Linked DNA regions of Homo sapiens: region 2 is linked to region 1. A link is an interaction called in ENCODE POLR2A ChIA-PET data of the cell type or tissue named here. Cell type or tissue: PC-3. All regions are shown on one strand. Links, peaks and the distances in the headings refer to the core of each region. The heading gives the core; the rest is flanking DNA. Region 1 overlaps USP34 (ubiquitin specific peptidase 34). Region 2 overlaps PAPOLG (poly(A) polymerase gamma).

Evidence for each region. Peaks named below come from ENCODE experiments on the same cell type or tissue, not always from the same donor. Only the 100,000 strongest peaks of a DNase experiment are listed, where the experiment ranks them.
Region 2: POLR2A ChIA-PET joins it to region 1 with 10 read pairs; 2 of 35 experiments call an interaction of 5 or more read pairs at or near these places.

The regions. Positions count from the first base shown.
Region 1 is chr2:61,246,972-61,263,242 of GRCh38, forward strand. USP34 (ubiquitin specific peptidase 34) reads right to left here. Exons shown (of 80, transcript NM_014709.4): 44 at 12,740-12,805; 45 at 10,233-10,379; 46 at 10,081-10,137; 47 at 9,902-9,979; 48 at 9,413-9,507; 49 at 1,540-1,712. It also overlaps the pseudogene BNIP3P45. Among named protein-coding and RNA genes, the nearest start is that of C2orf74-AS1, 77 kb to the left of the region's middle. RefSeq lists a silencer at 223-517. In PC-3, for the core only: no CTCF peak of the experiment used is centred there; a DNase peak (open chromatin) is centred at 8,810; H3K4me3 peaks cover 365 bases; H3K27ac peaks cover 1,887 bases.
Region 2 is chr2:60,759,946-60,776,216 of GRCh38, forward strand. It overlaps PAPOLG (poly(A) polymerase gamma), which reads left to right. Exons shown (of 22, transcript NM_022894.4): 2 at 189-350; 3 at 1,796-1,862; 4 at 8,525-8,606; 5 at 8,836-8,945; 6 at 10,513-10,566; 7 at 11,574-11,685; 8 at 15,089-15,178. Among named protein-coding and RNA genes, the nearest start is that of PAPOLG, 12 kb to the left of the region's middle. In PC-3, for the core only: no CTCF peak of the experiment used is centred there; no DNase peak of the experiment used is centred there.

The sequences.
Region 1 (16,271 bases), core at 4,486-12,485:
CATGGTTTCCTTTTAAAAAAAAGGAAAACGAACCAATGTACTGGCAGCTTCCAAATATATATCAGTTAATAAAAAACACTACGTATTAAGAGATTTGTGTAGACAGAAACAAAATAAAGAAAAAGGTACACTTCCTATCCCCAAAGATTTAAAATATAAAGGTAATAAAAGATACTGAGGAAAAAAAATGTAGAGTGGTCTAATAAGTTTGAAGATGATGTATGATTTATGATCTGTATTCCCACTACCACACAGAAAGGGAAAAGTAGAATACAGAATAAGGAAATGATGAGATCTGGCTGACTTGAGGGTACAGTCTGAACTGGAACATGAAGAGATAATTAGGTCAGTAAGAGAAGGGTATGACTCAAGGTGTCAAGACAGTGGCTGAGGAGTGTAGATATGCTTATGGAGGCAGTGCCAGGATCTGACTGCATCACTTGTGGCCTAACAAATTCCTTTATCCTGGCATAAATTCTGCTCTCTCCACAAGTGGAAACATCACAAGAAATATAATGAAGCACAGCTGTGAGGAGGTTCTGCTCTACTCTTCCAGAAAAAAATTTTTTTTCAAATAGATGGAGTCTTGCTCTACTATCCAGGCTGGAATGCAGTGGCATAATCATAGCTTACTGCAGCCCTGGACTCCTGGGCTCAAGTGATCCTCCCATCTCAGCCTCCTAATAGCTGTGACCATAGGCATGTGTCACTGCACCTGTCTAATTTTTCAAATGGTTTAATAATAGGTCTAAAAAGTAGAATGTATACATACAATGCCCACTTCTTAACTTCACCTGTCATCTCTACTGGTCCATGTCCTACAACTTATTTTTATTTTTTTGAGACAGAGTCTCGCTCTGTCGCCCACACTGGAGTGCAGTAGTGCAATCTCAACTCACTGCACCCTTCCTAAAGAAGGATAAACGAGCAAGAGGCCGGGCACAGTGGCTCACACCTGTAATCCAAGCACTTGAGGAGGCCAATGCAGGTGGATTGCCTGAGGTCAGGAGTTCGAGACCAACCTAGCCAACACGGCGAAACCTTGTCTCTACTAAAAATACAAAAATTAGCTGGGCCTGGTGGTGCGTGCCTATGGTCCCAGCTTCTTGGGAGGCTGAGGCACAAGAACTACTTGAACCTGGGAGGTGGAGTGAGCCAAGATCATGCCACTGCATTCCAGCCTAGGAGACAAAATAAGACTGTCTCAGAAGACCAAAAAAAAAAAAAAAAAAAAACCCCCACAAAAAACAACATAAAAAGACTTACCCCACGAGATTTAAGCTCCACAAGAGCAACAACCGTGCTTATCCTGTTCACCACTGTGTCTCCAGTATACAGAAGAGTGCCTAGGAACATAGTCCTAGTAGATACTAAATATTTACTGGTTAACTGACTGAATGCATGACATTGTCTTAACCTTCTCCCTTCTAAGATTCAATTTTTGTTAACTGTGTAGTTGATGACAACTTTATAATTATGCCTACCTTGTTATGGAGATTGACAATAATCACAGACAAGAGAAAGAAATGAAAAAATCACCTTCTTTCCTCTCACTCTTTCCCATAAGAAAATCTTCTGTATAGGGCGTCATGTCCAAACGTAATGGGAAGGAAAAGTGTGTATTCACTTTCTCTTTCATCATCGTGACCATATTAAATGTGTATCTCATAGTATTGAAACTCAAAATGCGAGGCAATTTCTTAAAACATGCCCTGAGAGACAAGAAAAAAATTAATAAAGATTATTTTTTACAAATACTTCAGTTGGTTTGATTTCTGTTATGCTATATCCATTTCAATTTTCAACTCAGAGTTAAGAAGTATAGTAGTTCCCCTTATCCACAGGGGATACCTTCTGAGAACACCCCGTGTCTGCCTGAAACTGAGGACAGTATCAAACTCTATATACACTACGGTTTCTCCTAAACCAACATACCTATGACAAAGCGAATTTAGAAATTAGGCACAGCAAGAGATTAACAAGTATTAATAAAATACAACAATTATAACAATATACTGTTCACAATTTCACAGATTTTAGCAACCTCATCGTATGTTTTCTTTCCCTATTCCAGATAAAGTTTAATTTATAAATTAGGCACAGCAAGAGATTAACAAGTATTAATAAAATAGAACAATTCTAACAATACACTGTTCACAATTTTACAGATTTTAGCAACCTCATCGTATGATTTTTTTCTTTTCATATTGAGAACTTTAAGGCATTTTACAGCTTCTCTTTGGCAAAGCCCAACTGTTAATGAACACTACTCTTGCACTTTGGTGCCATTAAGTAAAATAAAGGTTCCTTGAATACAAACAGTACAATACTGCGAAGGTAACCAAAAGGGCCACTAAGTGACTAATGAACAAGTAGTGTATACACCATGGACATGCTGGACAAAGGGATGGTTTACATCCCAGGTGGGGACTGTGCCAGATTTTATCATGCTACTCAGTCCAGTGGGCAATTTAAAACTTAAGAATTATTTTTGAAATTTTCTATGTAATATTTTCAGACCTTGCCTGTCTGCAGGTAACAAACTGCAGAAAGAAAAACCACAGAGAAGGGAGACTATAGAAGTATTCTAAATCACATTCTTATTAAAACTATACAGTCAGTCCCTGAGCACTAGGCAGCAGCACTCCTGCTCGCCCTTTTCCAACGGCCCACCACTGAAGGGCAGCCCGATGCCTGGCAGCCACCCTCTAGCACCATGTCACAGAGCAGAGTCCCCACGATGCAGAAGAAGAGTCTGCAGGGCTCCTGGCAGAATTACACTTTAGCAATAATAGGAATGGGGGCAGTGTTCCAGCCTGTTTCTGTTTCTACCAGTGACATGGAAAAAGTACTACTAGATGCCCAGCATGAGTCTGGACAGAATATCTCCAAGAGTTCTCACTGTGACAGGATACCTCGCTCTCAGACATCAGAAGATACTAACAGAGCTGCTGAAACAGCCAGCCATAGCATTGGAGAGAAAAACAGCTCTCAGGCTAGGCGCGGTGGCTCACGCCTGTAATACCAGCACTTTGGAGGGCTAAAGTGGGCAGACTGCTTGAGGCCAGGAGTTCGAGACCATTCTGGCCAACATGGCAAAACCATGTCTCCACTAAAAATATAAAAATTAGCTGGGTGCGGTAGTGCACAAGCCTGTAATCCCAACTACTCGGGAGGCTGAGGTTGGAGGGAGCCAAGATCACACCACTGCACTCCAGCCTGGACAACAGAGCGAGACTCAAAAAAGAAAAGAAAAACAGCTCTCAGTCTGAGGAAGGTTATATTGAGAGAAGGAAAGAAGTTGAAAGCATTTTGAAAGAAAAACCTCAGATTGGACATGGGATTGGTTGAGTTAACCAGAAAATATTCCCCCCAAGGAGTTCCTCTCATAAGGGCTTGCTGTACATTAACGCATATACTTTTTACAACAATCCTATAAGGAAGGTACTGTTAGTCTCTCCTGTTTATAGATTAAACACCCCACATGCATGGCCACTCTCAGCATGAGAAACACAAACATCATGAAGAAAGAGGGCATATTCTCTGCAAAATTTCTGAAGGTTTTTCTTCCATCTCTGCTGTTCTCTCATTTACTGGCCACTGGATTGGGAATGTCTATTAAAAGGTGGCTGACAACCTCCACCAGCACCTTTTCATGAAGAATTGGAACCTGGCTGTTCATTAGTGGGATTGTATTTGAGCTTGCACATAGTTAATTGAAGAGCTGTTATGATCCTTGTATGGCTGCATCACTTGTGTGTACTTGTTCTGTAACTCCTGCATTCCTAATTTAGTAAAATCAAAGAATAGACACTAAAATCAGGCCGATCTACAATTATACTTAAGGGATCAATAGGCAAGTCAGAATGATTAATATCTACTGTAGGCTGGGTGCGGTGGCTCACGCCTGTAATCCCAGCACTTTGGGAGGCTGGAGCAGGCGGATCATGAGGTCAGGAGATCGAGACCATCCTGGCTAACACAGTGAAACCCCGTGTCTACTAAAAATACAAAAAATTAGCCGGGCGTGGTGGCGGGCGCCTGTAGTCCCAGCTACTCAGGAGGCTGAGGCAGGAGAATGGCGTGGACCCGGGAGGCGGAGCTGGCAGTGAGCCAAGATTGTGCCACTGCACTCTAGCCTGGGTGATCAAGCGAGACTCCATCTCAAAAAAAATAAATAAATAAATAAGTAAATAAATAAACGAATCTACTGTAAAAACTTGGTAGTAAATTTTCACTGGATATTAGACATAAATATCTGAATACAAACAATTTTACTAGTCTTGATGTAGTACTGTAAAAATTATCTATAACTTAATTCAGCTAAAAAACTATATTTCAAAAGAATGAATAACACTGATATTAAAATCACTACTTTAAAGAGTTTGTTCAAAATAAATATTGTGGCCTTATATTACACTATTGTAGAAAATATTGTTTAATTTAAATGAATGCAGGTTGTCTACTAAAGATTACACATAACTATGCTAATTTTTCTTAATAAATAGAAGCCAAGATATAACTACAAACTCAGCTGTATCGTTTATATACGAAACTATTGTTGCTTTTGCAGTATAAGGTCTTCATCCTCTGATTATTAGGTAACCACCTTGGATGATGAGTCAGCTGCTCAGTATCTTTTTACTCTTCATCACTCTGCATTTGTTAATTTATTCCTATCCTTTGTCCTCAACTTTTGTGTGCTCTTAAAAATCAGCTTTATTCTAAGCAAATTTGTGTCTACTTTAAAAGACTGGAAATGAAAAAAATCTTTGCCAAATCCATCAGATTACTGTATTTACATAAGGTTTAACATCAAATGCCATAAAAGCTTCTTGATGAAACCAGGACTGTTCCCCATTTGGACATTTTTTTCTTTCTACAGCATCCTTGTTAGAAAGGCCGCCCCCTTGATATACTGTATATACGTGACTGTGCATTTGTTTCATCTTTCCGTACTCAATTCGGTTGTTAAATAAACATTTTAATTTGTTTAAAAAAAAAAAACAGCAAACACACCCACAACTTTTTCCATTCTGAAAAGATTTTCCTATGTCGAGATAAGAAAAATAAAATGTTATGGTAGACTACGGTAAACACCATGATAAAGATACAAAAGGGTGCTATGGAAGCATGAAAAGGAGTTCCATCATTCTCCAGGGCCAAGGAGGTCTTTGGTTCAGAGTTTTCCTTTCTTCCCTAAATAAAAGGAATCAAAGTACTTATTTTTGTGAACCAGAATTGCAAAGTCTGGCTGTAATCCCTTATTAGATGAATGACCCTATATAAGTTACTTAACCTCTCTGAGCTCAATTGCTGGGTTGTAAAATGGAGATTACCTACCCGATACTATCTTTGAAACACTGCCTGGCAAACAGCATTCAGTTAAGTGTCAATTGCTGCTACTACAGTAACAATAGCAGCAGCAGCAGCAGCAGCAGCAACAGCAGAAAATCAACTGGTCACCTAAATCCTATACCATAACATATTGCTAGTTCAAGTTCAATTTAAACAGACAAAAATATACAAACTCTGATTTACAAAAAAATGAATTTTAGGGAATAATTTTCCACTGCACATAAATATCAAACGAGAATTTATTTAAACCAAGAACACAGTCAAAAATACAAAAAGTATGAATTTAGGGAAACAAGGAATGAAAGATGTTACAGGCAGAGGGAATAAAAAGTTCAAAAATTCACTATTTTAGATTATTTGGGAGACTGACAAATGAAGTATAACAGAGTCAAATGTATGTAATGATAGAGTGTGAACTTCATCCTAACAATTCTGAAGAATAACTAATGAGCTTGTGGCATGGGGTGAAACCATGCATTGTGTCAATAAGTAAGAGAGATGAGCAGATCCAGAAAGATTGGAGAACAGGTGACAGAGCACAGCAAAGCATTCTAAACTAAGATGACAAAACAAAACAAAACACATCACTAAACTACCTTCTGGAAAAACCCAATGCTTTTATTCAGCTGTCATTTTCTTAGTTTAGAATGCTTTGTCAGTAGCATATTAGTAAAAAATTGGTATTATGGTGATTGATAAGTTACTGAGGTAAAATGAATAGATTGAGAAAACCAGAGGTCTGAAAATAGAACAGTATATGATCCTATTGAGGATAATAAGCACTTTGTTCACTTCCTCAATTGGCCCATTTCTGTTGATTATTATGTTAGTACAGAGATATAAAAGTATAGTAAGAACAAAAATGACTGACTACCTGGGAGAGATGTGACAGGTATTTCAGAAAAACAGCAGAATCTTATCAGTCAAAAGAAGGGAGTTATCAAGAACGACAGATTTATTCAATACATTTATTCCAATTAGAGATTCTCCAAAGAACTTGACTCAGACCCTTGATGATCTTTTGGTGACTCATTTATTATATTCCTCTACAGCAGTTAACTTTTGACTGACTCCATTTTATATACGTCCCTAACTCTTATCCTAACCCAACTCTCATCAGATGAGTTTGTCTTCTTCGTGTAATTGCCTACATAGCTACGCTTTCATTTGACTATGTCCACCTAACAACTTGCCCAACTACCCTTCTTGAAATTGGAAAAATGAATACCATCCCTTTCAAATAAATACTGACCTGGAAAACCTCCTCTTAAGCAATTTTAGTATCTTATTGTATAATGACTTTTTATTCTCTGCCTTCAAACATGCTCAGATATCTTTCATCTAGAAAAATCCTTTGTTTGAGCCCCAAGACTCTTTCTGGCTACTATTTTCCTTGCTGTTTTTATTGCTTTTTTTTTTTTTTGAGACATAGTCTTGCTCTGTCACCCAGGCTGGAGTGCAGGGGCATGGTCTTGGCTCACTGCAACCTCTGCCTCCCAGGTTCAGGTGATTCTCCTGCCCCACCCTCCCAAGTAGCTGGGACTACAGGCGTGAGCCACCACAACCGGCTAATTTTTGTATTTTTAGTAGAGACAGGGTTTCACCATGTTGGCCAGGCTGGTCTCAAACTCCTGACCTCAGGCAATCCACCTGCCTTGGCCTCCCAAAGTACTGGGATTACAGGCATGTGCCACCGTGCCTGGCCTGTTGCCAAACTTTAAAAATCAATGATTTATGCTTGATTCCATGTGTCCCGACAATGTTGCTTCTATTCCTATAACCTGACAAAACACATCACTAAACTACCTTCTGGAAAAACCCAATGCTTTTATTCAGCTGTCATTGTCTTTCATCTCTGTGAATTATATTAATTGATTATTTTCTTCTTGAGATTCTCCTCCCAGTTTGGGGGTTACCATTTTATCCTAATTTTCTTTCTTTCCTTGTCTCTCTTCTGTCACTTTGTCCTCTGTACTTTTAGGTTGGCTTAGCTCTTAAGTCTTTTCCAACAATTACATTATTTCTCAGGCAGATATTCTGATAGATTCAATCACACAGATAAACCTAAAACTTGGATGGCAATAATCTGATGCCATCGTGTTACCAATCTTGTTTTCCACTACTGTTCCATGTGAATACACTACTTAAAAATGCAGGCTGGCCTAATCCTAGATTTTTTGCACATTCAAGGACATTTCTATTTCTCTGCATTCGTTCTTAGTAACTAACTGCATAAGATGCTCTTTTCAATCCGATTTCTATTTGTCTTTCAATATAAAATTAAAATGTTTACTCAACTACTCTGTCCTAAACTTGCCATTTTATGGCTCTTAAGAGCCTTTTGGCCAGGTGCAGTGGCTTCATGCCTGTAATATCAGCATTTTTGGAGGCTGAGGTGGGCGGATTGTTTGAGCCCAAGAGTTCAAGACCAACCTGGGGAACATGTGAATCATCAAAGAATAATAATAAAGGGAAAAAATTGTATAATGTTTGGCACGCATTAGTAGAACAAGTATAGCATTTTTTTTTCTTTTTTGAGATAGGTTCTCAATTTTTTGCCGAGGCTGGAGTGCAATGGCACAATCATGGCTCACTGTAAGCTACCTCCCAGCCTCAAGTGATCCTCCCGATTCAGCCTCCCGAACAGCTGAGACTGTAAGTGCATGCCACGTCTGGCTAATTTCTAAAACTTTTTTAGCAACAGTGTTTCCCTATGTTGCCCTCAAACTCCTGGGCTCAAGTGCACATCCTTGAACTCCCAAAGTGCTGGGATTACAGATGGGACCCACTGTATGTGTAAGGCAATTTTTATTTGAAGACCACTAAATTATTATTTTCCAAGAAATTCTACTGAAAATGAAAGCTGAGGAAGAATATTTTTGATCAATGTACCAAAATATACACATCCAAAGATAACAACAATACACTGGAAGGGAACCAGCTTGAATGTATTATAGTATAAACACTTATTTAACACTCTAACTCAACAGTTACTAACTCCCAAATCTACCTCTATTCTAGACCTCTCACCAAGCTCTAACTGTAACAGCCAACTGCCTGCAGGACCTTTCTAGCTGGATGCCCCAATGAGAACTCAAATTCAACTTGATTATCTCCCTGAAATTTGCTTATTTGTATCTTAGGAATCAGCATTGGGAAAGTTTCTTTATTCTGTGACTCCATGTCTTCACATGTAAAATGGGGATAATAACAGCATCTATTGCAAAGAAATGCTGTGAGGATTAACTGGATTAAAGTTCTCACAACAGTGCTTGCTAAATAAAAAATACTTTGGAAAGGCTAGCTAGTACAAAAAGTCCCTAGTTAGCTACTACAGAAAATTCCAAAAATAAACAATTCATAAGTGGTGTGGTGTTCTGAGTATCATGATAAAATCTTGTACCATCCTGCTTAGGATATGAATCATCCCTTTGTCCAGCTTATCTGTGTTGCAGACACTACCCACTTATTGGTCACTTAGTAGCTCTCTTATTACATGGGCTGTCATAGTATTGCAATGCTTCTGTTCAAGTAACCCTTATTTGACTTAATAATGGCCCCAAAGGGCAAGAATACTGAGCTTCATTTGTAATTTAAACTTTATCATAGGTATGTTATGCACAGCAAAAAGCAGTATATATAGGGTTCAGTACAATCTGAGGTTTCAGACATCTATTGTGGGGTCTTGCAACATTTCCCGAGGATAAGGGGTTCCACTGTATTACTTAAGAAAATGTCACAAAAGCTAGACATCTGAGACTCGATACAGATAATGATGAAAATGATCAATGTACTTATCGTCCATGTATCTGCTCCCCAAAATCTATACTGTTTCAAGTTGAGTGATTACCACTTTCATACAGCTCAGTATATGTCAAAATAAATGGTAATTCACTGAACAACTAGATGAAAAGTTGCTCCATGAGACTGAGCTCCATGCAGCTGATTTTACCTTCATCATATAATTTCCACCAAAGTTTAATCTTAGTTTACCCTTAGTTTGTCTTTCACTTCTACGGTGAACATAATAAAAATCACATTTGAAAAAGCATACCTTTTTTCAGCTCGTACTTTCTTCCCACAATGAGAACAAGTATACATGTTATCACCTTCCAAAGTGTCTTTTATAGTAACTTCATCAAGAGATTCCTGTGTATAAAACCACATTTAAAAGTTTCATATTATTGTTTATAGCATGCAAATATACAAAAGGTGGCAATTACAATTTTGACAGAATGCTCAGCAAAAAAATTTTTTTTTTAAAAGTGAATTCTTAAATTTTAGTAAAAAACTGTTTTTCCTCATATTAAGATATTCTATGAATCTTAGTAACTTTTTTGAAGGGTTAATTAAAAATTTAAATTTTGATTGGGCAAGAAAAAGCTTTATGGTTGATGTTTAACTCTTATTTGAATAGTACAGTAAGAAGAAAATACATAAAAACATGAAAAAAGTTTAAAAATATCAAGATGACCAACACAAACCCGCTATACACAAATAGGTAAAAGCATAAAGTAAAAAAATTATGTGCATTATTACTCACATAAATGTTCTTCATATCAGCCACTTGGCACCTCACAGTATAAAACTCTTCAGCAGTTTGACTAACATGTTCACAATCCTAATCAATACACATAAAAAATTAATAAAAACTAGTAAATTATAATATAAATGAAAATATATTAAGATCTCCAAAAAGTAAAAACCAGGTATAATACTTACCAAGGATACAACATTGTTTGTAATTACACCTCCAAATAAACTTTTGACGGTATTTTTCTTTAATATAAAACAAACAAAAAATAAGAAACTAGTTAAAACGCAGGCAAATTTGTTCAAATTTCAAAGAAACTTTTCAGTATTCTGATACTAACCAGTTCGGGAGACATTTCTTCGATTTTGGTAATTAGATCAGTAAAAAACTCTGTCATATCTTTCTGTTCCCCAGTATTCAGAGGCTGCTTATCCATGGTGTATGTTTTACAGAAAGGTCTAGGATTATATGCTTTGCATTCACTCTCCTGCAAATAAAAAGGGGAACATTCTAAGTGTCAGATAAAAATAAGAAAATTATAGGTTCTTCAATGAACATATAACAAAAACAAAAGAACAGGTAGTAAATCTACTAAGTTAGTTTTAAATGGTTGCTTCTATTTCTTTCTGTTTAGTTTTCATAGTATTTTTAATTTAATGGTCTTGGTGCTAGAAGATTCTTAAATTACCTAGGATATTTGTATTTTCAAGTCAAGGAATTTCTAGGAAGAAATCTGAGACTCAAATGACTCACAGCCGGGCACAGTGGCTCAAGCCTGTAACCCCAGCACTTTGGGAGGCCGAAGCAGGCGGATTATGAGGTCAAGAGATTGAGACCATCCTGGCCATCCTTTACCAACATGGTAAAACCCCATCTCTGCTAAAAATACAAAAACTAGCTGGGTGCGGTTGCGCATGCCTGTAGTCCCAGCTACTCAGGAGGCAGAGGTTGCAGTGAGCCGAGATCGTGCCACTGCACTCCAGCCTGGCAACAGCAAGACTCCATCTCCAAAAAAATCAAAACAAAACAAACAAAAAAAACACTCACATCTATATTGCAAAGCATAAAATATACAACCTTTACAGGCCGAATAAACTTTCCCAGAGATTGAACTTTGTTTTAATAGCTTTTAAAATAGTCATTTAAACCAGCAATTTTCTATTTGTCAATTCAAATGGCACTTGCAGCTCTGTTAAAAGGAGATTAAAGGCCAGGTATGATAGCTCATGCCTGTGATCCCAGCACTTTGGGAGGGTACGGCGAGTTGATTGCTTGAGCCCAGGAGTTCAGCACCAGCTTGGGGAACATAGTGAGACTCTGTCTCTACAAAAAATAAAGAAGATAGCCAGGCATGGTGGTACAAGCCTGTGGTCCCAGGCAGTGGAGCAGTGTCGAGGTTGCCATGAGACGAGATGGTGCCACTGAACTCTAGCCTGGGTGACAGAGTGAGACCCTGCCTCAAAAAATAAAAATAGTCAAAAATACACAAAGAAGTATGACACAATCCCTGTCCTCAAGATTTAACAGGTGAGAAAAGTAACATATATACAAGGCAGAAACAACAAAGAGGCATGGTGACTTGGAATACTCCGGTTAATCTGTGGAATAGATGGTCTCTTAGAGTTTGAAACCAAGCTGACTCTTGAAAAATGAACATCAGAAGAAAATGGAGAAGAGTGACACAGGTAGGAAACAATGGCATAAATAAACCCACAAGCAATGAAGCAGCAGGGTGATGGGCTCCAAATGGAGAGGGATAAGATAGGAGGTTGAAGGGTAGGGGGAAAAAACCCAGAGGGTGTGTGCCATGGTGATGAGCTCGAATACCATTCTGTTCGTAATGAAGAAGCACTCAAGAGTTTTAAGCAGGGGAATAATATTGTAAGATTTACTATCTTTTTAAAAGATTGATCACTTTTATAGTTTTAGGCATTGTAATTAAGGGATACTAAGATAAATCAGCTAGAAAGCTGCAAGCATAAAAGGGGAGGACCTTGTGACAGAAGAAGGATGAGACACAACAGATTCTTCAAAGGACAAATTAACAGAATGTAGACAACTGAGATAACTTTTAGAAGTTATTATGACAAATAACAGAGATAACTGACAGACAGCTCCGGGCACGGTGGCTCACACCTGTAATCCCAACACTTTGGGAGGCTGAGGCAGGCAGATCACTTGAGATCAGGAGTTCGAGACCAGCCTGGCCAACATGGTGAAAGCTGTCTCTACTAAAAATACAAAATTTAGCCAGGCGTGGTGGTGTGCGCCTGTAGTCCCAGCTACTTGGAAGGTTGAGGGAGGAGAATCACTTGAACCTGGGAGGTGGAGGTTGCAGTGAATTGAGATCACACCACTGCACTCCAGCCTGAGTAACAGAGCAAGACTCTGTCTCAAAATAAATAAATAAATAAATAAAAAAGTAAGAAAAAGAAAGGTACATAGTTATGACAAAGCCAGTTCAAACGAGCTCCATTTAACTTTTTTAGGTTTTGTCACAGGGTACACCTAATTTGTTTCCCTCCATGTTTCTTTTTTTTTTGAGACAGAGTCTCACTCTGTCACCTAGACTCGAGTGCAGTAGTGAGATCTCAGCTTGCTGCAACCTCTGCCTCCTGGGCTCAAGCGAGCCTCCCTTTTCAGTCTCCTAAGCAGCCGGGACTACAGGCACGCACCACCATGCCTGGCTTATTTTTTTTTTTAGTAGAGATGGGGTTTCACCATGTTGCCCAGGCTGGTCTCAAGCTCTTGAACTCAAGCCATCCACCCACCTTGGCCTCCCAAAATGCTATAATTACAGGCATGAGCCACAGTGCCTGGCCTAGCCTCCATGATTCTTAAACATACCATTAAATATGTAAACATTTTCTGAAGCTCCAGAAGAGTGGTCTTGTGCTTCATATCCTCTGAATACTGAAAATCAAGAGAAAACACCATTAAAAACACAGACATGATGGTAGTAAATTAGGCATTCTAGCAAAGAAAGTCTTGCAATGTACACTGTATCTGTTTTCATTCTTTTGGCTATATAAAAGAAAAACACCAACACATTCAATTCTTTAGTAATTATAGCATTAAAAATTGTAATGCTTTGTTACATAAATACAGCTATTACTATCTTATAAGGAAACCGAAGAGAGAATTTTAAAAATCACTTTCTAGGTTAACACTTATTTGGTACAATGCTGATGATTTCCAAGAATGCAAGAATGAAAAACACTTCAGGTGCAATCAAAGTTGTCTTCCACAAGTAAACCTACACATTAAAAAAATACATTTGAAATATTAACCAATGACATCTCATCATCATTTATTCATATCTTTACTCTTTCTGGAACAGTATATTCTTCACACTGAAGAGGAATACCAGCCAGGATCTTTGAAAACTGTCTAAATATTCAACTATCAATAAGTCAAATTCAGGAATCTGGCTAGACTCACACATTAGAGATTTAGTATTGAACACCAAGCCTTATAGGAAAGATCCATATTCATGCAAGGTACTTATTACACATATTCCACCTCACTCAAGTATTAAAATGAATCTATAAAGTAGGTATTATTCTTATTACAAATTATTACCTCTCATAACTTTGAAAGTCTTGTGGAATAATAGGCGTCCACAAGCTAAGAGTATACATTAGTTATTTTTGCCAGCTTTATGGAAGACTGCAAGTAATATGGCTCTGCTGTTTAGCAGCTTATAATCAAATTGAAGTCAAGATATGGACTAAAACAGAGATCTGTTCAGCATATAATTACTATAAAATTATATATTAAACTCAACAGGAATTGAACAAAGGGAATCAACAAAATTGGCAAAATAATTCCAGTGTACTCCTGTTATATGAGAGGCTTAATATTCCATATTACGAAAAAAGTCACACAAAATGAAATTTTCCAACGTATCAAAGTATTGATTCAGGATACAAAAAAGTTCAGGAATAAAGACCTGGATTTATATTTTTATTATTAGAGAATGAAGTATGAGTTGGCTAAAGAGCTGCCTAAATTTATTAAAGTCAAGCAACAACAAGGGAATTTTACTTAATGCGCAATTTTTAAATAAATACATAGCCTGCATCTATATGTATTTACTACTTAAAAAATTGTGTTCACATCCATTAGGATGGCTATTATTAAAACAAACAGAAAATGTCAAGTGTTAGCAAGGACGTCGAGAAATTAAACCCTTATGCATGCAAAACGGTGTAAGCCCTATGGAAAAGGTAAGGCTATTCCTCAAAAAACTAAACACACAATTCCCATATGATCCAACAATTCCACTTCTGGGTATACACCCAAAAGTAGTAAAAGCAGGAACTCAAACATGTTTGTACACCCATGTCCGTAACAGCATTATTCACAACAGCCAAAAGGTGAAAGCAACCCAAGTATCCACTGATAAGTGAAAGAATAAATAAAATGTGGTAAATACAATAAATTATAATTCAGCCTTAAAAAGGAAAGAACTTCTGACACATACAACAGCATGGATAACCCTTGAAGATATCCTAAGTGAAATAAGCCACTCACAGCCAGTCACAAAAAGACAAATCTGACTCCACTTATATGAGGTACCTGAAACAGTTGAATGCATAGAGATGGAAAGTAGAATAGTGGTTGCAAGGGGGGTTGGGAGGGAGAATGGAGAGTTAAGTGTTTAACAAGTTTCTGTTGGGAAGGTGAAAAAGTTCAAGATGGAATGGTGGTGATGGCTGCAAAATAATGTGAATGTATTTAATCCCATCAACTGTATATATGTATAAATGGTTAAAATGATGAATTTAATGTTGCATATATTTTACCACAATTAGAATATATGTAGCTTTCTTTAAACTTCATGTGAGCATCAGAAAAGGGAATAATATAATTAACTGAAGTGTTCATCTTAAGAATAAAGTGCCCACTTGACTAGAGTACTTGCCAGAATCATATCAAATTCTGTTAAGAATTTTTGGCTGGGCGCGGTGGCTTACATCTGTAATCCCAGCACTTTGGGAGGCCGAGGCGGGGGGATCACGAGGTCAGGAGTTTGAGACCAGCCTGGCCAAGATGGTTAAACCCTGTCTCTGCTAAAAATACAAAAATTAGCCAGGTGCCTGTAATCCCAGCTATTCGGGAGGCTGAGGCAGGAGAACTGCCGGAACCCAGGAGGCAGAGGTTGCAGTGAGCCAAGATCGCGCCACTGCACTCTAGCTTGGGTAACAAAGCAAGACTTCGTCAAAAAAAAAAAAAAAAAAAAAAAAAAAAATATATATATATATATAGATAGATAGATAGATAGATAGATATAGAAATATATGTACACAGGTCTCCTTTTTTTTTTTACTGTTTACTCTTATTTTAGGTTCAGGGGTACATATGCAGGTTATATAGGTAAACCGTGTGTCACGTAAGTTTGGTATATAGATTGTTCTATCACCCAGGTAATAATAGTACCAATAGGTAGTTTTTCAATCCTGTTCCTCTTCCCACACTCCACCCTCAGGTAGGACACAACGTCCATTGTTCCTGTGTGTCCATATGTACTCAATATTTAGCTCCCACTTATAAGTGAGAACATATGGTATTTGGTTCCCTGTTGCTATGTTAGTTCACTTAGGATAATGGCCTCCAGTTCCATACATGTTTTTGCAAAAGACATGGTCTTGTTCTTTTTTTATGGCTGCATAGTGTTCTATGCTGTATATGTACCACATTTTCTTTATCTAGTCCACTGTTGATGGGCATGTAGGTTGATTCCATGTTTTTGCTAGTGTGAACACTGCTGTGGTAAACATGCTTGTGGATGTGTCTTCATGGTAGGATGATTTATATTCCTTTGGGTATATACCCAATGGAATAGCTGAGCCGAATAGTAATTCTGTTTAAAGTTCTTTCAGAAATTGCCAAGCTGCTTCTCACAATGGCTGAACTAATTTACATTTCCATCAGCAGTGTATATGCATTCCCTTTTCTTTACAACATCGCCAGCATCAGTTATTTTTTGACTTTTTATTAACAGCTATTCTGACTGGTTTGAGATGTTATCTCACTGTGGTTTAGTTTTGTATTTCTCTAATGATGAGTAATACTGAGCATTTTTTCATATGCTTATTGGCCGCATGTATGTCTCCTTTTGAAAAGTGTCTGTTCATGTCCTTTGTCCACTTTTTTTTTTAAGATAGAGTCTTGCTCTGTCACCCAGACTGGAATGCAGTGGCACAAACTCGGCTCACTGCAACCTCCGCCTCCCAGGTTCAAGCGATTCTCCTGGCCCAGCGTCCCGAGTAGCTGGGACTACAGGCACGCACCACCACACATGGAATTTTTTTTTTTTTTTTTTTTTTTTTGAGAGAAGTCTCGCTCTTGTCCCCAAAGTTTGAGTGTAATGGCT
Region 2 (16,271 bases), core at 3,287-11,286, 490 kb before region 1:
ATAGCCCCTTCATAAACATAAACATAAAATACCCATTTTTCCTTTACAAGAAAGTGTCTGCCACTACTGTTATTACTAAGTAAACTTTTAAGGTAGCTAAATTAACATGAGTAGATTGAGAGATTCAGTGTATCAGTATGGTATATACTTTAAATTTTTTGTTTCATTTTTCTTATTTTCTTGAACAGAAACACCGTGCTGGACAGCCAGCGTCAACAAAAGCATTATGGAATTACCTCCCCAATTAGTTTGGCATCTCCTAAAGAAATTGATCATATTTACACACAGAAATTAATTGACGCCATGAAACCATTTGGAGTGTTTGAAGATGAGGAAGAATTGAACCACAGGTATGTCATTGAAAACCATAAAATATTTGACAGTGCATTATTTAATCATTAATTCTGCGAACATATTGAATACCTACTGTGTCTCTAGATACAGGTGCAGAAATGACAAAAAGAAAAATCTTGGCCCTCTTGGAGCTTACATTTTAGGTAGGGGTTAGAAGAAGAGATTTGTCATCAATAATATCAGTATGACACTCATGAGTAATATTACACATGATAAGTGCTACTGAGAAAAAGCTGAGGGGGTAGAGGTTTCAGGGAAAGCCTCATTGAGAAAGTTACATTTAAGGGAAAATTTAAAGATGAAGGAGGGAGCCATGTGTCTATCTGAGGGAAAAGTGTTCTAGGCAGAACTCTTGAAGTGGTGTATTTGAAGAGTGCATAGCAAGATACCCTGGGTGTCTGAGCAGTGAGGAAGCAGGAAAATATAGGCTTAATGAAAGCAAGGTGGGAAGGAGCTTGGAGGGCAAGAGCTCTTAGGACCTTGTAAGGTGTTGTCAAGGTTTGGTTTATTCTGAGTGAAATGAGAAGCTATTAGGGTTTTGAAAAGAAGATTGACATGATGACTTAAAAAAGTTTTAACAGTCACTCTGGCTGCTGTATTGAGAGTAATCTTAGGAGAAGTGCAAGGGCAGAGCAGAGAAACCAGTTAGCAAGCCATTATAATAGCCCTAGGAGGAAATGATGGTGGCTAGAACCTGGAGGATGGTCGTAGAGGTAATAAAAAGTAGAAATCTGGATATATTTTAAAGGTAGGGTTCTTAGGGTTTAATGACTGGAATGTGTGTGTGAGGGGTCAAGGATGATGGCCAAGATTTTTGGTCTTGGCACCTTGAAGGATGGAATTTCATTATTTGTGGAAGACTGAGGAAGAAGTAAGTTTGGACAGACGTTCAGTTTTGCATGTTATCTTTGGTATGTCTAAACCCTACTTTTCTCTTCTAAATGTGGATTCATTTACACCATTGGTTATAAGTTGTTTTAATAATACCAAACTACTTTAATACTATTAGACAGAAATTAGCCAGTAATTAGTTCCCCCATTTTAATTAGTCAAAGACCTATTACTAGCAATGAGAGAATTCTAGCTTCTATTACCACATTGTATTGAATTAATTCCATAGTAAAGCCAAGAAAGTTGACAGTTCACTAAGCCTTTACAGCCTCATTGAAGGCAATTTTATGATTTTTATTAGGCTTTTTGAATTTTTGAAAATAGCTCAAAAACTAAAATACTGTAATCAGATTTATCACCTCTTTGGCACTGTTAAGGATCTAAAAATGCCAAAGAGATGGCCCTGTGTCAGTAGATGTGATAGCATTATCACATATATGTTATGGTTTTACCCCAGCATCAACACAAAGGGTACTGCCTATATGGGTTTTTAAAAATACTGTTTGTTCATTTGTTTGTTTGTTTTAATCTGAAGCATTTTTTTTTATAGGCTGGTGGTTCTTGGTAAATTGAACAATTTAGTAAAAGAATGGATTTCTGATGTCAGCGAGAGTAAGGTAAGACTCTAAACTATGTGGAATTCTTGTTTTTATTATATCTTGGCCATTCATCCTGGCAATAAGATGCAGGTGTTGAGAAGTATCTGAAATACATCAAAGCTTGGCTCTCTGGTATATGTAGGAATGAATTGGTCTAGACAGTTGAATTTCTAAGTAGATGAGGATTACCCAGAAGTAGCCAATATATAGCTGTGAGTCCACATAATTGTCTTATTTGACTCATATGTAGTAGGCCAAAATTTAAATATCAGATTTTACTTAAAAATCACATTTCAGCTGTTTTTATAAAGTATTAGATCTGGCAATGCTGGGCCTGCCTTTGTGCACAGCAGGAAGAGGCTTGAAGGGGATTGGGCTCCTGTCTTCCATTGCCTCATGGCCCCCACCACTCCCTGTTTTCTTTGCAAGGTGATTAATTGAGCAGTTACTATGTTTCTCATGTGGGATTCCCTTATTTGCCTACCTGCTTGGTTCCTAAGACATAGGAATTTGCAAACTAATTTATAACTACACAACCTTTTTCCCCTCCTGTAGCTTAACTATTTTTTTCCTGAAATTGATTACAATTTCCTGCTTTGTGTAGTGCAGTCCTCCCTTGGTATCCTCCGGGGGATTGGTTCTGGGACCTCCAAAGATACTAAAATCTGTGGATGCTCAGGTTCCTTATATGAAATAATATAGTACATATTTGCATGTTACCTTTTCAGATCCTTTTGCATACTTTCAGTCATTTCTAGATTACTTAAAATATCTAATACAATGTTAATGCTATGTAAATAGTTGTCACTGTAATTTTTTTTTTATTAGCATGTTTAAATTTTTTTTTCTTTTTTTGAGATGGAATCTCCCTCTTTGGCCAAGGCTGGAATGCAGTGGTGCAATCTTGGCTCAGTGCAACCTCCTCCTCCCAGATTCAAGTGATTCTCTTGCCTCAGCCTCCCGAGTAGCTGGGACTACAGACGTGTACCACCACACCGGGCTAATTTTTGTATTTTTAGTAGAGACGTGGTTTCATCATGTTGACCAGGCTGGTCTCGAACTCCTGATCTCAGGTGATCCGCCTGCCTCAGCCTCCCACAGTGCTGGGATTACAGCCTCGAGCCACCGCGCCCAGCCTAAATTTTATTCATTATTTTATTTTATTTTTTTTTGGAGACAGAGTCTTGCTCTGTCACCCAGGCTATAGTGCAGTGGCATGATCTCACCTCAGCCTCCCCAAGTGCTGGGATTACAGGCTTGAGCCACCACGCCCAACCATAAATTTTATTTTATTTTTTTTTTATAGACAGGATCTCCCTCTGTCACCCAGGCTGCAGTACAGTGGCACAGTTACATAGCTCACTGCAGTCTCAAACTCCTGGGCTCAAGTGATCCTCCCACCTCAGCCTCCTGAATAGCTGGAACTGTAGGAATGCACAATTGTGCTTGGCTTATTTTGTTTATTATTTTTTGTAGACACAAGAGTATCACTGTATTACCCAGGCTGGTCTCAAACTCCTGGTCTCCAGCAGTCTTCTGACCTCAGCCTCCCAAAGTGCTGGGATTACAGGCATGAGCCACTGCGCCTTGCCTAAAATTTGCTTGATTTTTTATGGCTTTTTCCCCCCAGTATTTTTTATCTGTGTGTGATTGGTTGAATCTGCAGATGTGGAAACTGCAGATACGGAAGGCTAACTATATTTTGAATATAATTGTTTTTGTTTTTGTTTTTGAGATAGAATCTTGCTCTGTCACCCAGGCTGGAGTGCAGTGGCGAGATCTCAGCTCACAGCAGCCTCTACCTCCCAGGTTCAAACGATTCTCCTGTCTTAGCCGCCCAAGTAGCTGGGGCTACAGGTGCACACCACCATGCCCAATTAATTTTTATATTTTTAGTAGAGACGGGGTTTCACCATAATGGTCAGGCTGGTCTCAAACTCCTGACCTCAGGTGATCTACCCGCCTCAGCCTCCCAAATTTCTGGGATTACAGGTGTGAGCCATCACACCTGGCCTTGGTTTTGTTCTTGTTTGAGACATGGTCTCTCTCTGTTGCCCAGGCTGCAGTGCAGTGGCGTAATCTTGACTCACTGCAACCTCCACCCCTGTGTTCAAGCAGTTCTCTTGCCTCAGCCTCCCGAGTAGCTGGGATTACAGGTGCACGCCACCATGCCCAGCTAATTTTTGAATTTTTGGTAGAGATGGGGTTTCACCATGTTGGCCAGGCTGGTCTCGAACTCCTGACCTCAAGTAATCCATTCTCTTCGGCCTCCCAGAGTGCTGGGATTACAGGCATGAGCCACCATGCCCTGCCTCACAATTGAATTTTTATTATTGTCTGAGAATCACCACTGCGAAGGTTATTTTACTGGCTGTACCAGAATGAGGGAGAGAATGTTCAACTGGGTGATACCATTTGCCTCATCACTAGGTAGCCCATACTGTTATATTTTAAGGTTTTTGTTTTTCATAGTTTTCCTATCTTTGCCTTAACAGCAGTCAGTTGAAAGCCCACTGTTTAAAAGAAAGCCCACTGTTTAAAACTCACAGTTGTCAGTGTGTCTAGCTGTAAAGTCCCTTTCTGCCCCTTAATCTGCATGGATTTAGAAATTAGGTAAACAACTGCAGATTTTTTTTTTTTTTTTGGCGATGGGCTCTTACTCTGTCACCCGGGCTGGAATGCAGTGGCGCGATCTCAGCTCACTGCAACCTCCGCCTCCCAGGCTCCAGCAGTCCTCCCAACCTCCCCACCTCAGCCTCCCTAGTAGCTGGGACCACAGGCATGCACCACCACACCTGGCTAATTTTTGTATTTTTGATAGAGACGGGGTTTTGCCATGTTGGCCAGGCTGATCTCGAACTCCTGAGTTCAAGCAATCCAACTGCCTTGGCCTCCCAAAGTGCTAGGATTATAGGCATGAGCCACCACACCCGGTCTAGAATTCTTTCTTTTACAGCTTTTATTATTTTTTTCTGTAGCTATGATGAATATGTAGAATTGGTTCTTTTAAACAGTGGGCTCAGAATAAAGTTGAGTCTCCTAAAGACTACAGTCGTTGAGTTTAACATGGTATTTATGCTATTTACTTTTGTTGCCAAAAGGCTGTCTGCCTCATTTCTGAACTCACCAGGGTTATCAATAGTTGAAGTTATTGGATGAGTCAAATTCTGAGCAGATGGAAATGCTAGTGACAGGTAGTCAAAAAAAATAAAGTTAGTTAACATCTTCCATTGAGCAGATGAGGTCATTTTTCTTTGTGAATTGTAATTGTCTCTTTTGTGTGGGGGAATGGGGGAAGGATCTCTCAGTCTGTCTCCCAAGCTGGAGTGCAGTGGCATGCATAATCATGGCTCACTACAGCCTCAAACTCCTAGGCTCAAGCAATCCTCTCACCCCAGCCCCCCAAGTAGCAGAGGCTACAGGTACACATCCTGATGCCTAGCTACTTTTTTTTTTTTTTTTTTTTTTGGTAGAGATGGGGTCTTGCCATGTTGCCCAGGCTGTCCTCAAACTCTTGTACTCAAGTGATCCTCCTGCTTTGGCTTCCCATAGTGTTGAGATTACAGGCATGAGTCACAACCACACCCAGCCTATAATTCTCTTTTTTTTTTTTTTTGATTTTAAAAAAAAAAGTGACGAGGTCTCACTGTGTTGCCAGGCTGATCTTGAACTCTTGAGCTCAAGTGAACCTCCCACCTCAGCCTCCCGAAGTGTTAGGATTATAGGCATGAGCCACCACTCACAGCCTGTAATTCTCTTTATGTATATTTTACTTTGGAAAGTAACTGAAGGATTTGGGTTTAATCAAAGATGATTTGAATCTGTACACAATTGGGATATTTAAACTTTAAATAGTGTAGAATCCCACATCAAATCATTTTGGTTAGATACTATGGCTGTGGCAAACTGATTTAGCATATCACTTTCTCATAAATCATGCGAGAATCAGACTTCTCAAAATAGAAATGTGAACTAAAAGATTTTTTTAAGGTCCTGTCTTCTCTGTCCATTTCATTCATGTTAATCATCAATAAATTTACAGATTCCTGGGCATGGTGGTGCATGCCTGTAGTCCCAGCTACTCAGGAGGCTGAAGCAGGAAGATCTTGAGCCTAAGAGTTCAAGGCCAGCCTGGGCAACATAACAAGACTCTGTCTCTTTAAAAAATCTGATTAATTTACTAACTTCTTTCTAGCTATAAAATTATTTGTGATACTCTTAACCTTAATATTCATTACACAGAAGCATTAACAAGGATAATATCCTATTATATAGATACTTACATTCAAGTTGAAGTTAATCAGCAGATATTCTTTAGAACTTGTACTGGGCATTGTGAGAAAATACAGAGAAGCAGTAGACACAGTTCTTAACTCTGAGAAATGTAAATATGATTGAAGATTAAATATGAAATATGATTTTACATGCCAAAGAAGTCAGTAAATATAGCAAAAAAGAATTTAAGAATTGTAATGGCAGAAAGCACAGAGGAAAAAAAAGCTTGTTAGGGAGTAAGGATAACCAGGGAAGGCTTCATGGAAGAGGTGGAACTTGAAGTGAACTTCTAAAAGTGGATGATACCGATAGCCAGAAGCTGGACATGGTGGCTCATGCCTGTGATCCCAGCACTTTGGGAGGCTGAGACAGGAGGATCGCTTTAAAACAGGAACTTGAGACCAGCCTGGGCAAAAAAGCAAGACCCCATCTTTACAAAAATTATTTAAAAATTACCCAGGCACAGTGGTACCTGTCTGTAGTCTCAGATACTCTGTAAGCCAAGGCAGGGGGAATATTTTGTGCTCAGTAGTTTGAGGCTGTGGTGAGCTAAGATCACACTGCTGTGCTCACTTCAGCCTGGGCAACACAGTGAAACCCCGTCTCCATCTGTTTAAAAAAAAAAAAAAAACCCAAAAAAACAAAAGATGCCCAGAAAGAATGGGCAAGCACTTGAGGCAGGAACAATGGCAAATGCAGTGAAAAGGAGGTTGGATTCTGTAACCATGTTGGTTGGTTGGTAGGTAGTTGGAGCTTCAGAAAGGAAGATAAGAAGACAAGGCAAGAAAGATCCCTAGGAACATGTCGTGGAGATTTTCAACAACAGGCCCAAGGATCCTTACCTCAGTAGTTAGGGAAGAAGACATTGGCAACTTTTGAGTACAACAACTATATTTAATAGAGTAATTTAAGAACATCAGCCAGTGAATTTTATACAAGATAGTGAAAGAGAAAAGGAAGATTAATTAGGGGTAGTTTAGGATGCCATTAAATAGCCTAGAATTAGGGGAGTAGTCGTTGAATAGAAAGGAGGCCACAAATTTGAGGGATATAAGCTAAGAATTGGTAAGCCAAGAAGAAGGAAAAGGTTTGGGCAGTAAGGATAATGAGGAACAAAAATAGAGAACTCAGAAGCAATATCTGACTGTTATCATTGGAAGAATTTTTTTGCTTGCTTGAGGCTGGATATTGAAGTGGATCAGGATACTTGAGTGACTATCTGATGGGCTTTTGGAACTAGCTCTCAAGAGGTGAAAATTAGCTTTTTTTTCTTTTTCTTTCTTTTTTTTTTTTTTTGAGGCAAGGTCTCACTGTTGTTGAGGCTGAACCTCCTGGGCTCAAGCAGTTGTCCCATTGCAGCCTCCTCAGTAGCTGAGACTACAGGCACACGCCACATGCCTAGCTAATGTTTTCTTTTTTGTAGAGATGGTGTCTCATTGTGTTGCTCAGGCTGGTCTTGAACTGGACACAAGTGGACCTCTTGCCTCAGTCTCCCAAAGTGCTGGGATTACAGGCATGACCACGCCCAGCCAAAAAGTAGCATTTTAATTACATTATAATCCAAGAAATGTTAATTAAGCTTGTTAGAATAGCTCTCATAAGGAGATCATGTCAGGAATGACTCCGTTCTTACAGAAAGGTTGTAGAGCTAGAATCAAGAAATTAAACATACCTGTCACAAAAACTAAAGGGGATATGGGATTGGCCAAGAGTGTTATGTTTTAGAGAGGTGAAAGCACATTAGTCTGGTAACTGAGAGTTCCTTGTTGACTACCGAAAGAGTGATGAAGCGAAAGACAGGCAGTTGGAGGGGACAAGTATGGTCAAGTGATTAAAAAGAAAAGCTTTTCTTCAGATAGGGATGTATGTATGTGTAGTGGGGGTGAATTTGTTTTGTCTTTCCTCTGGGAATACCCTTATTACTTCAGATCACAACCAGAGGATCTGTGAAGCACTTTTACAAATCTAATCTTGACAAGGTTGGCAAATCTAATCATGTATCATTTGCTCAATAAAGGTCAGTAGACATTATGGTGATTTTTTTTTTTATTTTTTGAGACAGAGTTTCACTCTTGTTCCCCAGACTGGAGTGCAATGGCACAATCTCGGCCGCTGCAACCTCCACCTCCCAGGTTCAAGTGATTCTCCTGCCTCAGCCTACCAAGCAGCTGGGATTACAGGTGGCCACCACCACGCCCAGCTAACTTTTGTATTCCTAGTAGAGAAGAAGTTTTGCCATGTTGGCCAGGCTGGTCTTGAACTCCTGACCTCAGGTGATCCACCGGCCTTGGCCTCCTATAGTGCTGGGATTACAAGTGTGAGCCACCATGCCCAGCCAACATTGAGGTGACTTTTATGCTAAATAATTTGAATAATTGAATGTCTTCCGCTTAATTTTATTTTAGAACCTCCCACCTTCTGTTGTGGCTACTGTTGGTGGTAAAATTTTCACATTTGGATCCTATAGGCTTGGAGTACACACCAAAGGTAACTGCTTTTCTGTGTTCTAGTGCTAAGAACATTCAATAACAAACTCTTCATAATTAGAAAATGTAGGAGAACAAAGTTCCCACTATTTCACTACTTAGAGCTAATCATTGTTAACATTTTCTTGTACTCAACTTCCATACTTTCTTCTGTACATATGTTTGTGTGTACTTTAACAAAGAATATAACACATAATATATTCTTAATTAAGAACTACTTTAATTTACAGGAGCTGACATTGATGCACTTTGTGTAGCTCCAAGACATGTGGAAAGATCTGATTTTTTTCAGTCTTTTTTTGAAAAATTGAAACATCAAGATGGCATTAGAAACTTAAGAGTAAGTATCCTCTGGCATTTAATATTTTGAATTTAGATTAGTAACAAATATCTATAAAAACTAGGGCTTAAAACTATTGAAATACCTTCTAAGTTACTATTAGGAGGTATTTAATAAGAGTAGCTTTAATAAGTGATGATTAAATCATGATTAAGAACATGGGCCTTAGAGTTATACAGACTTGGGTTGGCATCTAGAATCTACTACATAATAGCTCCTAGATCTTGGTCAAGTAACCTAATCCTCTGAGCCTGTTTCCTGATCTGTAAAACAGAGATGTGGTAATAACTTTTTTATAAGGTTTTTGAGTATTGATGAGATATTTACATAAACCATTTACTGTAGTAGCCAACAATGATTGATACATATCAAATGATGAGTGCTATTATGTGTAAGGTTCAGTTAGTAACTCTTTATATGTGTATATCTAGCCATTCATTCAGCAAATAAAATTTCAGCACTAGTAATTTGTTAGATGCTGGCATTAGTCTTACAGATACAATAGTAAACAAGACATTGTTTATTGAGGAGGGGGTTATGTGAACTAAATAAACAAAACAGTGTTAATGCATTCTGAAGTGCTAGAATAAGGTGAAGGTCAAAGAATCTGTGATATTTGGGGAATCTGGGAATGTTTTTAGACAAGGAAGTTAAGAATTTGTTAGGTTGGGGAGTTAAGGAAGACTCAGAAAACCTAATGGTTTCTACTAATCTCAACTGTATTAATTAAATTTTTGATAGATTAATCATGAGCTTTCATTATTTTAAAATTTCTAACTCTAGTAGCCTTTCTAAATAATCAGTTTTCAGTTTAGACTCGAAATTATAAGTACCCAGATGATAGCAGGTTTTTGTTTTTTTGTTTGTTTTTTTAATTTTACTTTAAGTTCTGGAATACCATGTGCAGAACGTGCAGGTTTGTTACATAGGTATACATGTGCCATGGTGGTTTGCTGCACCTATCAACCCATTATCTAGGTTTTAAGATCTGCATGCATTAGGTATTTGTCGTAATGTTCTCCCTCCCTTGTCCCCCACCCCCCGACAGGCCCCAATGTGTGATGTTTCTCTCCCTGTGTCCATGTGTTCTCATTGTTCAACTCTTACTTATGAGTGAGAACATGCTGTGTTTGGTTTTCTGTTCCTATGTTTGCTGAGAATGATGGCTTCCAGTTTCATCCATGTCCCTGCAAAGAACATGAACTCACTGTTTTTTATGGCTGCAGACGATAGCAGTTTTGCTTTCCAGTTCTGAGGAATATTTTTAGAGGGATAATAAATTAGATACTGTAACAGGCATTTTGTGTATCTTACATAATACAGGTCACAAAGTAGAAATACTTACCTGGAATGTAAGACCAGAAACATTTTCACTTTGTCTATTGAGTTAAAATACAAATCGGGAGTAAAGATATTCACATTATTGGTAGTTAGAAAGGATAAAGAAGGGATTACTTCTATGTGGTTAAAATACAAATCGGGAGTAAAGATATTCACATTATTGGTAGTTAGGAAGGATAAAGAAGGGATTACACCTATGTGTTATAATTGTTTTCCTTTTTTGTAGGCTGTAGAAGATGCCTTTGTACCTGTTATAAAATTTGAATTTGATGGTATTGAAGTAAGTGTTTAATATTTTTCTGACTTTACAATTGAACTGTTTAAACTTGTAAGTTTGTTTTCTGAAATCAGGCTTAACATAAATGCATATTTTAAAAAATCAAGTAATCTCTTTTTTTTTTTTTAATGAAGAGATGGGGTCTAACTCTATGGCCAAGGCTGGAGTATAGTGACACAATCATAGCTCACTGCACCTTTGAGCACCTGGGTTGAAGTGATCCTTCCACCTGAGCCTCCTGAGTGGCTAGGATTCCAGGCACACACCACCACACCTGGCTAATTTTTTGTATTTTTAGTAGAGACGGGGTTTCACCGTGTTAGCCAGGATGGTCTCAATCTCCTGACCTCGTGATCCGCCCACCTTGGCCTCCCAAAGTGCTGGGATTACAGGCATGAGCCACCGCGCCTGGCCCATATTTTTAATTTCTAAGAATACTATTTTATTCTTTAAATGTTCCTTTTTATTTTTGTCTGCATTTATTTACAGCCTCCTGACCTTATTTCCTAGATATGACATTTTTATCTGCTTTCTTAGGTCTACTGGGTCTGTTACCACTTGTCCATCTGCTTTCCAGCTTTCATAGCTTTTGTTTGTCACTTTCTGTTCTTTGTCCTAGTGAATTTTGCCTTTAACATCAAAATAATACTAAACACAAAAATAAAATTGAATTTTCGTGGTATTTTAGTGAGGTTTCAAGAGGGAGTGAATGTAAATGTGTGTTGGATCTTCTATCTTTATCTAGAAATTTGCTCATAAGGCTTTGATTTTTTTTTCTGCTTGGCATATATGTTAACATTTAAATGCTTTCATTAATTGAAAGTTTAATTACCTTAACACAACTTTATAGTGATTTTCCCATGTGAGACTGCCTACATAGGCCTATCGAAGCTTTGGTAGAACTTCCCAAACTCATAACCAGAGCTTTTCACATTTTTTGGTGGGATGGGAGAGGATGGATTAAAAGGAGAAAATGTAATTTTTTTCTCTTTTTTCACATCTTTCCAAAGATTGATCTAGTCTTTGCAAGACTGGCAATACAAACCATATCAGATAATTTAGATCTAAGAGACGACTCTCGCCTGAGAAGCCTTGATATAAGGTGTATTCGCAGCTTAAATGGTAAGCTTCTAAAAAGAAATCTCAGATACCTGCTTCAGAACAATTAGAGAAATATAGATATTTTTGCTGAATTGACTATTCAGTTTTGGAGATTGGACTCAGTTTAAAATGTAATTTTCCTTATACAGATAATGTGACCACATTTAAGAATCCTAAAAACCACAAATTTATTTGAAAGGCTGTGTATATTTATATTACTGGTTCTCAAACTTACTGGTCTCAAGACTTCTTTACACTCTTAAGATTTATGGAGGACCCCAAAAAGCTTTTGTTTATGTGGGTTATATCTGTCAATATTTACCATGTTAAAAAATAAAAACTGAGAAATTTAAAAAGTACTTATTCATTTATAAATAATGAACCCATTTTAAATTAATATAAACTTTTGTGTGTGAAGAATGGCTTCTTTTTTTTTTTTAACATTTTGCAAGTCTCTTTAATATTAGGCCTGATAGAAGACAGCTAGATTCTCATTTGTGTCTACAATTGATTGTAATATTTTGTTTTGGTTAACATATAAGAATAAAATCTGGCCGGGCGTGGTGGCCCACGCCTGTAATCCCAGCCCTTTGGGAGGCCAAGGTGAATGGATTACTTGAGCCCAGGAGTTTCCAGACCAGCTAGGATAACATGGTGAAACCCCATCTCTACCAAAAATAAAAAACATTTAGTTGGATGTAGTGGCACTCGCCTGTAGTTCCAGCTACTCAGGAGGCTGAGGTGAGAGGATCACCTGAGCCCCCGAGGTGGAGGCTGCAGTGAGCCGTGATTACGCCACTGCACTCTAGCTTAGGTGACAGAGTGAGACCCTGTCTCAAAAAAAAAAAAAAAAAAGAGGCCAGGCACAGTGGCTTATGCCTCTAATCCCAGCACTTTGGCAGGCCAAGGCAGGCAGATCACCTGAGGTCAGGAGTTTGAGACCAGCCTGGACAACATGGTAAAACCCCATCTCTATTAAAAATAAAAAACTAGCCAAGTGTGGTGGTGCTTACCTGTAATCCCAGCTACTCGGGAGGCTGAGGCAGGAAAATCACTTGAACCCAGAAGGCGGAGGTTGTGGTGAGCTGAGATCATGCCACCACAATCCAGCCAGGGTGACAGAGCGAGTCTCCGTCTCAAAAAAGAAAGAAAAAATCTGTCCTCTTAGTTGGAAAAGGGAGGAGTGTTTTAATAGCCTTTTCAGATAATTATGGATATTCTTCTTAAACTTGGCCAGTAACATTTTTTTTCTTTTTAACAGTTTTATTGAGATATAATTACATACCATTATACACCTCACTGGTCTTTTTCTTTTCTTTTCTTTTCTTTTTTTTGAGACGGAGTCTCACACTGTTACCCAGGCTGGAGTGCGATGGCGCGATCTCAGCTCTCTGCAACCTCCGCCTCTGGGTTCAAGCGATTCTCCTGCCTCAGCCTCCTGAGTAGCTGAAATTACAGGCATGTGCCACCACGCCTGGCTGATCTTTTTGTATTTTTAATAGGGACGGGGTTTCTCCATGTTGGTCAGGCTGGCCTCAAACTCTCGATATCAGGTGATGCCAACCTCAGCCTCCCAAAGTGCTGGGATTACAGGCATGAGCCACCGTGCCCGGACTTCACTGGTCTTTAGTACACTACAATCCAATGTTAGAATATTTTATCACCCTCAAAAGATCCTTTATACCCATTTGCAGTCATTTCCCCTTCCAATCCGCAGTCCCAGGCAACCACTAATCTGCTTTATTTCTTTGTAGATTTGCCTCTTAAAGACGTTTCATATAAAAATAATCCTATGTGGTCTTTTGCGTAAGGGTTCTTTAATTTGGCATGTTTGTGAGGTTTATCTGTATTTGTTCCGTTTTGTTGCTGAATAAAAATGATAGTTTCTTAAAGGTTAGAGTATGGAATCTAAAATCATATCAAACTTGTTGTATTCTGTTACATGACAGTCCACTGATCTGTCTTGTTCTTTGAGTGGTCCCTTTATTCATGCATGATTTTGTACTATCATGCCTTGGTCATTTGGAAAATATTGGTTCACAAAATTATTTGGATGTTCCAAATGTTAATACACATTTCACTATAAAATGTGAAAAAAAAAAAACCAGCAGTCATTAGTGACCAGTCTCAACAGAAAAGTATGGAAAGGTGTCAAGCTCATAGTAACAGATAAAAGTTGTCTGAAATTCAGATTTAACTTGAAAGCTTAAATTTTATTATTGGCAACAAATTTTGTCATTTGTTTTAGTTGAACTGAGAGGTTCCTTTTGTCCATTTTTAAGGAAATACCTAACTGAATAACTATAGTTTATCTGCCAGTTATTTTTTCAGGTGAAACTGGTGTTCCTTGAAAAAAGCAGGTAGTTGAGCTTACAACTTACACAGTTTCACATGTTCTTTCCCCACCTTTATTTTTAACTGCAAGTGTGTGGTGGTGAAGATATTTTTTTCTGCTAGTGCAGTTTGTTGCCCCATGTGTTTTTTGTTTTTTGTTTTTTTTTTGAGACGGGAGTCTCGCTCTGTCGCCCAGGCTGGAGTGCAGTGGCGCGATCTCGGCTCACTGCAAACTCCGCCTCCCGGGTTCACGCTGTTGCCCCATCTTGATTGACTGCCAAGGTACCTGCAGTTTTATCCACTGTTTCTTTTGCACCATCAGTGCAAATGTTAACACGGTGAAAAAAGCCTTAGTATTATTATAAAAAAAGTTTGACCTCACAGATTCCCAGGGGTACCCAGACCATACTTTGAGAACTAATGTCTTTTTTTTTTTTTTTGAGACAGAGTCTCACTCTATTGCCCAGGCTGGAGTGCAGTGGCGTGATCTCAGCTCACTACAACCTCCGCCTCCCGGGTTCAAGCGATTCTCCTGCCTCAGCCCTTTGAGTAGCTGGGAATATAGATGCCCACCACCACACCTGGCTAATTTTTGTATGTTTAGTAGAGACAGGGTTTCACCATTTTGGCCAGACTGGTCTCGAGCGCCTGACCTCAGGTGATCCACCCACCTCAGCCTACCAAAGGGCTGGGATTGAGAACCAATGTTTTATAGTGTCTTGTTTGACCGAATCATTATTGCACTTTGGTGTATTTCCAGATTGTAACAGTAAATTACAGTATTTGTGGAAAAGGTTTACATTGAAGTAATTACAGTGTTGTAATTGGGAGGTATTTGATTAATAGTCAAGGAAGAAAACTAAAAAATACTCAGGCACATCTCATTTTGGATTGCATTACCCATGTCTTTTTTAATTACCCTAAAGCAAACTGATTTCTCATAAGTGGTAAATTTCATACACATAAAATAAGCCCCAATGTTTTATTATCTTTCATATTTTTAGCATTCGAGAGTCTGGAAGTTAGGAGGGCATTTGAATTAACTGAGAATTTGCTGCATAGTGAAAAATGAATGCTTTGTCTTTTTCAGGTTGTAGAGTTACTGATGAAATTTTGCATTTAGTGCCAAATAAAGAAACTTTTAGACTCACCCTAAGAGCTGTCAAATTATGGGCAAAACGTAAGTATCCCTAGTCTTTTATGTTTGCATTATAAAATTCTAATTTTCTCTTGCCAGTGAAAGAAGCATATATAGAAACTCTGAACCTAATGATATTGTTGGAGGTTAAGGGCCAATAAACTCTGTAATAGCTATTTGCTTTTCAAGTACAGTGGTTATGGTGTTTTGATAAGTAGTATACCTCTTCCTCCCTTGGGTAAAAACTTAAAGCCCTGACTTTTCATCTTAGGTTCAGTCAGGCAGTCAGAATAATTCAGAACTTGAAGACTGATACCCTCCCTGTGGGTAACACCATCTTACGTATCTTTGTATTCACACCAGCAAAGAGTCTGGTTTATACTGTAGTAGGTGTTCATTAAGTGAAGAGTCTACAGTGATGACTTTCACTTGTTTTTACCTTATAACACTTTTCTAATAAAGCCTGGAACTGTTACTAGTTTATATATATAGTTTATATATTTAGGTTCATAAAAATCCCTTTGCTTACCACTGAGCTGGCACAGCACATTCTGTATTATTATTTAAGCACACCTCTGAGATATTGTAGGTTTGGTTCCAGACAACTGCAGTAAAGCAAATTACAATTTTTTTTTTGTTTCCCAGTGCATATAAAAGTTACATTTACACTATACTGTAGTCTTTTTTTTTTTTCTTTTTTTGAGACGGAGTCTTGCTCTGTCGCCAAGGCTGGAGTGCAGTGGGCAATCTTGGCTCACACCAACCTCTGCCTCCCGGGTTCAAGTGATTCTCCTGCCTCAGCCTACCAAGTAGCTGGGATTATAGGCACGCACCACCATACCCGGGTAATTTTTTGTATTTTTGGTAGAGACGGGGTTTCACCATGTTTGTCAGGCTGGTCTCCAACTCCTGACCTTGTGATCCGCTCGCCTCGGCCTCCCAAAGTGCTGGGATTACAGGCGTGAGCCATCAAGCCCGGCTCCAAAATGTGTTTCTTAAATGGTAAAACAAGAAGATAACTCCTTGATCCATGGGCTATAGAATAGATGCTGTATTAGCAGACATGAAAGTAACTTTAATCTCCTAGTATGTGTCCACTGGAGCTCGTGGGTGACTAGGTGCATTGTCAAAAGAG